Regions from separate parts of the Homo sapiens genome. Here region 1 is linked to region 2. Evidence: chromatin loops called from intact Hi-C (ENCODE). Cell type or tissue: endothelial cell of umbilical vein. All regions are shown on one strand. Links, peaks and the distances in the headings refer to the core of each region. The heading gives the core; the rest is flanking DNA. Region 1 has its middle 95 kb from the start of LINC01929. Region 2 has its middle 11 kb from the start of LINC03035.

Region 1 (2,920 bases), core at 230-2,729, 120 kb before region 2:
ACTTGGGAAAGGAAAAAAACAATCCTATTTACCTTGATTGAAATGGTTGAGCCTAACCAGAACTGGGCTGGTGTCTGGCTTTTAAAGAAAGACCCTTTGTGTAACAGAAAATAATACTGTTCCTATTAACATCTGTTACACTATATTTAGAAGTCAAATGGCTTTAGCATTGGCATGAACATTCTTCTAAGAGGAAGCTGAAACTTGCCAAGTGCAAAGTGAAAATGCTCATGCAGAATCAGACTTGCTGTTTTGAGGTTTTTGACCATAACCAGCCCACGAGTGAGGAACTCTTTTGTTCTTGAGCAAAAAATGACAAAATTTTGGAGAATAGGAAAACTTGATTTTTGTAAGGAATTATTTTATTTTATATATCTTTATTTGTGAGTCTCAGTGAGACCATTTCAAAGATGGGCAAATGCAGGCAAAGTGATGTGCTCAAGTTCTTGGGGCTAAAACAAGTAGCCAGTATCCTGATTTTGAGCCCAGGGTCACTGCACTGACCCACCTTTTGAGCAGCCACTTGGCTTCCCACCTTTAATATTAGGCCTCCCCCACCAGCTGCCCACAGTCTTGTTTTTTGTTTGTTTTGCTTTTATTTTTTTTCTACTGCCTTTTCATGAATCTTTTACAGGAGAGTTTTTAAACTTCCCTGCAGTTCTCTTTTTCAACCTATTCTACAAATTGTTGGGATATAACTAGATGTGAGAATATTCACGCAGCAAGAGTCTGCTAGCCAAACTGAAAATTTTCACTCTGGCCCACCCACTTTTTTAAAAATAACCTTTGTCTTTTGGAATAATTTTAGATTTATAGAATAGTTGCAAAAATAATACATAACATTTCCATGTACCCTTCACCCAGTTTCCCCTAAAGGTAAAACATTGCATAACCATGGTACATTTGTCAAAACTAAGACATTAGCAGTGGTATTTTATTCGAATTTCACCAGTTTATCCACTAATATCCTTTTTTTCTGTTCTGAAATCCAGTTCAGGAGCCCACACTGCCATGAGTCTGGCCCACTTAGATTTTAAGTGCTAAATGGGCAGCACAATTCGAGTCTGCACAGTATCCCGTGATCTCAGTATCCCGTGATCTCAGGGTCTTATCAAATCACATCCACACACCACCCAAAGGAACTATAGTAGAAAATCAATTGACTTTCCTTTTACAGATCCTCCCATTTATTACCATCTCTCAAAAATCCATCGCTCTTTGATAAAAGGTATTGCAGCAGTAAGGAGAAGACAGGAATGGAAAAGGACCAAGAGGAGACCCAACAGCACCCATAACCTGAAAAATTTAAATAATCACATCATCCATTTATCAATTGACTTATTATCGAGTGCTGATCAAGTCAAAAGCACTGGGGGAGTTAAAAGGCAACAATCCCTACCTGTAAGTCCGGTTGGAAGGCAATAGATGCATCTATATGACCAACACAATAATTACCTGAAGGTAGGAACAAACCATGCTGGGGAGTGGTGGAGAGAGACACTGCAGCTGCTTCCGGAAAAGATGGGATATTTGTAAAAGTGACCAGGTGTGAGGAGTATTTCGGCAGGCAGAGAAGATAATGGACCTAAAACAATGGCAAGCCTTTCTGCACTGTAAAGAAGTAGACTTGTAGGAAGACAATTATGGTAGCTTAAATGATGATTATGCATTTTTTCTCATTTGCATCACTTTCCCATCACCCAAGCAACAATACCTGGAAACCCTTGGCTGATCTTTGGGGTTTACAGAGTTATTCAAAGCTCACGTGTACAGGATGGAAATATCTGCATCCTAGCTGAGCACAGTTGCTCACACCTGTAATCCCAGCACTTTCAGAAGCCAAGGTGGGAGATCACTTGAGGCCCAGGAGTTCAAGACCAGCCTGGGCAACAAAGTGAGACCCCTGTCTCTAAAAAAAAAAAAAAAAAAAAAAAAAAAAAATAGCCAGGTGTGTTGGCCTGTGTTTGTGGTCCCAGCTACTCAAGAGGTTAAGACAGGAAGATAGCTTGAGCCCAGGAGGTTGAGGCAGCAATGAGCCATGATCACGCCACTGCACTCTAGGCTGGGCGACAGAGTGAGACCCTGTTTCAAAAATTTTAAAAAGGAAAGAAAAGAAATATCCACATGGTATTATTGATTATTCTGAGGATGTATAGGAAAATCTAGGCCAAACCATACATTTTAAAGGGAAGGCAAGTGAGGCCTTGAGAACTTAGCTGGATCTGCACAGTTCCCTCAAGCTCATGCCCAAGCCCTAAAAGGAACTCTGGTTGCCTGCCTCCCTATCCGAGAACCCTTTGCAACATACCATTATGTCAATAAAATGATACTTTAGCCCTCCAGAGGTCTACAACCCAAGGGTATGTGTGAGCAACTAAAACAGCAAATGGAAGTGACGGGGGCTATAGAGGAACAATGAAGAACTGGGCAGGGAGTAATTGATACTAGGAAGATTGCTGGGGTATCCTACAGAGCATGATAGCCAGGATGAGGGAGAGGTTTCAATATGGAAATTTCCATGAAGGAGGGGAGAAGCTGGCTGGTATGAATAAGAGGTGGGAGGCCAAGCGCGGTGGCTCACGCCTGTAATCCCAGCACTTTGGGAGGGCGAGGTAGGCAGATCACCTGAGGTCAGGAGTTTGAGACCAGCCTGGTTAACATGGCGAAACCCCATCTCTACAAAAAATGCAAACATTATTCAAGCGTGGTGGCTGTGCCCCTAATCCCAGCTACTCAGGAGGCTGAAGCAGGAGAATCTCTTGAACCCAGGAGGCAGAGGTTGTGGTGAGCGGAGATCGTGCCACTGCACTCCAGCCTGGGTGACAGAGTGAGACTCCATCTCAAAAAGAAAGACAAAAGAAAGAGGTCGTGAAATGTGGAGAGCACTTACAAGAGACAGGGATAGGCCTTTGAGTTAGGC
Region 2 (2,920 bases), core at 142-2,641:
GACGGTTTGAATTAGTACTCAAAGGTTTGGAGAAAAAAAATGTGAAATGTATGAATACTGAGTATAAAAAAATTGCCCAAATTGGTTCGCTTATGAGATTTCTGGTATTTCCTTCTCTGGTCAAGAGGAAATGCCAAGGGAAGTACTGCAATATTTCAGTACTTCTGTATCTGCAATCCAATTTCCCAACGAATATCGATTCTCTCTTTCTCTTTATCCCTCCTCCTTCCTGGCCATGGAGGAGGACTTTGGCGGCAGAGATATGGAGCACATGGGTGGGTCCAAGCGTGGCTGGATGGAGGTTCATGGAGCTGGTTGGGGGTGGGGTAGGCAGGGGGTGAACCAGCTGGGCTCTGAGGGCTCTGGGGTTTCATCTGCTCTATATTTATGACTTTCTATAAATCACAACTGGGGCAATGGGAAAGGCCTTGGACAGAGTATAAGGAAACCAGTTTTCCAGTCCTGGCTTTGTTTCTAACGAGCTGTGTGGCCTTAGGCAAGTCAAGATTTCTGGGTCTCAGTTTCCTTATCTGTCAAATGAGATTGACTGACTTTGATGTACTCTAAGCTCCCATTCAGCTCTCAAATGCTATGGTCAGATTCCCCTACTTCAGCCCTTGAAACTGCAATGGGCACTCCCTTTCTGAGTAGAGGTCCCGTTCCACATTCCTTTTGAGACAGGAACGCTGAACCTGGGTGCAACTGGAAGGCATTTTAAAATGGAATATTCAATTCTGAAAGAGAAGCATTTGGATTCAAACACACACAGAGTGCAGATTGCGTGGACTGAACCGAAAGGACCTTTTTGGTGTTCACAAAGTAAACATAAAGCAACTGCGACCTCATTCACCTTGTGAAACCACAGATATCCAGATGATGCGATTAGGAACAGGGCTGCACAAAGTTAAAGTCCTTTCTCAGTGTTTGGACAAACCGACAGTGCAGTGGAAGGGATGGCTTCAATTTGCAGGGGGATTTTCCAACTCTTACCCACTTTGCCAGATAGAGTTGCAGATGACATTGGAAAAGCTAGGACCCTTTAGAAGATGTGTGTGTGTGTGTGTGTGTGTGTGTGCGTGTGTGTGCGTGTGTGCATGTGAGAGAGAGAGAGAGACAGAGAGACAGACAGAGGGACAGAGAGAGAGAGAAAGCAAGGATGAGCATCATGTGGGCTCAGGCTGCTGGGGCCTTGGCTCTGCCCACATGACCAGTAAACCATGCTGCCATCTAGTGTGGGCTCAGAAACTTCTTGGCGTGCTTAAGAGACATGGATGAGCATAAAGAAATGAAGGCATGAGTACGCAAAAGCTCCCAGGAAGAGGCACCATTAGTGTTAAGTGATGAGACCCCCATGGCCTCCTTTCTCCCTCTGATCACCCCATTTCTAGTTAAACACACACTTGCTTCTCTACGTAGCCTTCTTAGCACTTATGAAAAAAATCCCAAATTCCACATGAAGGCTCTGCCCATTGATAGTCATGCATTCTCCTTTTGAAAAGTAAAAAGTTAACATCAAAGGTCATAAAAAAAGTAAACTATTTGGCAGAAAACCAGGGGAAGAATATACAGATTATCCCTCACTGTGTTCCTCAACAGGAAAAGTGTCAACCTGGAGAAGTTTACTTTGCAAATTATAAAAGGGGATTTTATTTTCAAGTTAGCGAAAGGTGGGTATCTCAGGATTGACGTGACGCCATGAAATTGTACCCCTGAACGTCTCTCTGGAGCACATGCCCTACAGTGGAAAGGTATTCTTGATAAGGCAGATAATGGGTGGAATTATGCTAATCAAGAAAACCTTACAGGGTGAATAATTTAGTAACCCTTTTCTGAGAATAAGTGCCTATTTTAAAGTTCTAAATGACACCATAAATGTAGTCAGGCATAGATTTCCATACTGATATGGGATAATAAACACAGCCGGAGTCTGAAGCACCTTGAGGGACATCCTGCTGTGCTTATTATCCTGTACTTCCCTACTAATCACTGGAGCCTAAACCTTAATCCTCATGGCTTTGTTTACCTAGCACTTTGTCAAGTCCAATACATTTTGGTTCTTTTACCTTTCCCGGAAAGACAGCTGTAAGTATGGAACTTTGTCATTTTTCTCCTCCGCATGGACTTGAGATCTTTTGTTATAGTCTGAAGTCCACATTTTAAAATTTGAATTGCTGCTCCAGAATTTTTAAAAATACGTGATTAGCATCACATGGATGCTGAATAAGTCTTACGTTGCTATCTACAAACTTCACTCAAACACTAACAGTGTTTATGTTTCTAGACATTCTCCCATTGCCACTTTGGCTGACTTCATAGGGAGTAAATAGTGACAAAGCTTTGAAGGAATAAATTTGTTTTACTATAATACTGCTCTATTGTTTTGCATATTTGGGTTTTGCCAAAGATTCATTTCCTCAAAAACTTCCAGTGATAAGAAAAGTTGAAAGTCCACTCTCCCATCTCTATTCTTTTATATCTGCAGTGATTTGTGTCAAAGACACACGCTGATAGACCCTCTTAGCAGAACTCGGGCTGCAAATCTTACTGGTGATCTCACTTACTTAAACCATCTGAGGAAACAGGAGGGCTGGGAGAGAGAAGTCACTGTACAACTCTCTCTGAACAGTGACCAAATGTTCAACCAGATGCATGAGGAATGGGCTAAATGCAAACCTCAACTCAACCCTTCTGGAAGAGGAGTAAAGGTTCTGGTGATACTCAACTATGTGAGTAGTGGGAAGGGAAAGGGGACAGGAAAAAGACCATAGGATGGGACCATGTTTGTTCTGTGCCCACGTCACAATGCTCTTATTATTTCCCATGTGGGAGAGATGTATGCACTGACCACTGACTTTTAAATAGGTTATGGATCCCTAAGCCCTCACACAGGATGTCTTTGAAGGTTCATGTGGAGAAGGAT

Evidence for each region. Hi-C counts contacts between places; a loop is a spot of excess contacts. Peaks named below come from ENCODE experiments on the same cell type or tissue, not always from the same donor. Only the 100,000 strongest peaks of a DNase experiment are listed, where the experiment ranks them.
Region 1: a loop joins it to region 2, with 6 times the contacts of the local background. A loop is called at or near these places in 12 of 110 quality-filtered maps.

Annotation. Positions count from the first base shown.
Region 1 is chr18:55,217,975-55,220,894 of GRCh38, reverse strand. No RefSeq gene overlaps it. Among named protein-coding and RNA genes, the nearest start is that of LINC01929, 95 kb to the right of the region's middle. In endothelial cell of umbilical vein, for the core only: no CTCF peak of the experiment used is centred there; a DNase peak (open chromatin) is centred at 1,434.
Region 2 is chr18:55,094,785-55,097,704 of GRCh38, reverse strand. No RefSeq gene overlaps it. Among named protein-coding and RNA genes, the nearest start is that of LINC03035, 11 kb to the right of the region's middle. In endothelial cell of umbilical vein, for the core only: a CTCF peak has its summit at 1,239 (motif pointing left); a DNase peak (open chromatin) is centred at 1,224; H3K27ac peaks cover 674 bases; H3K27me3 peaks cover 53 bases.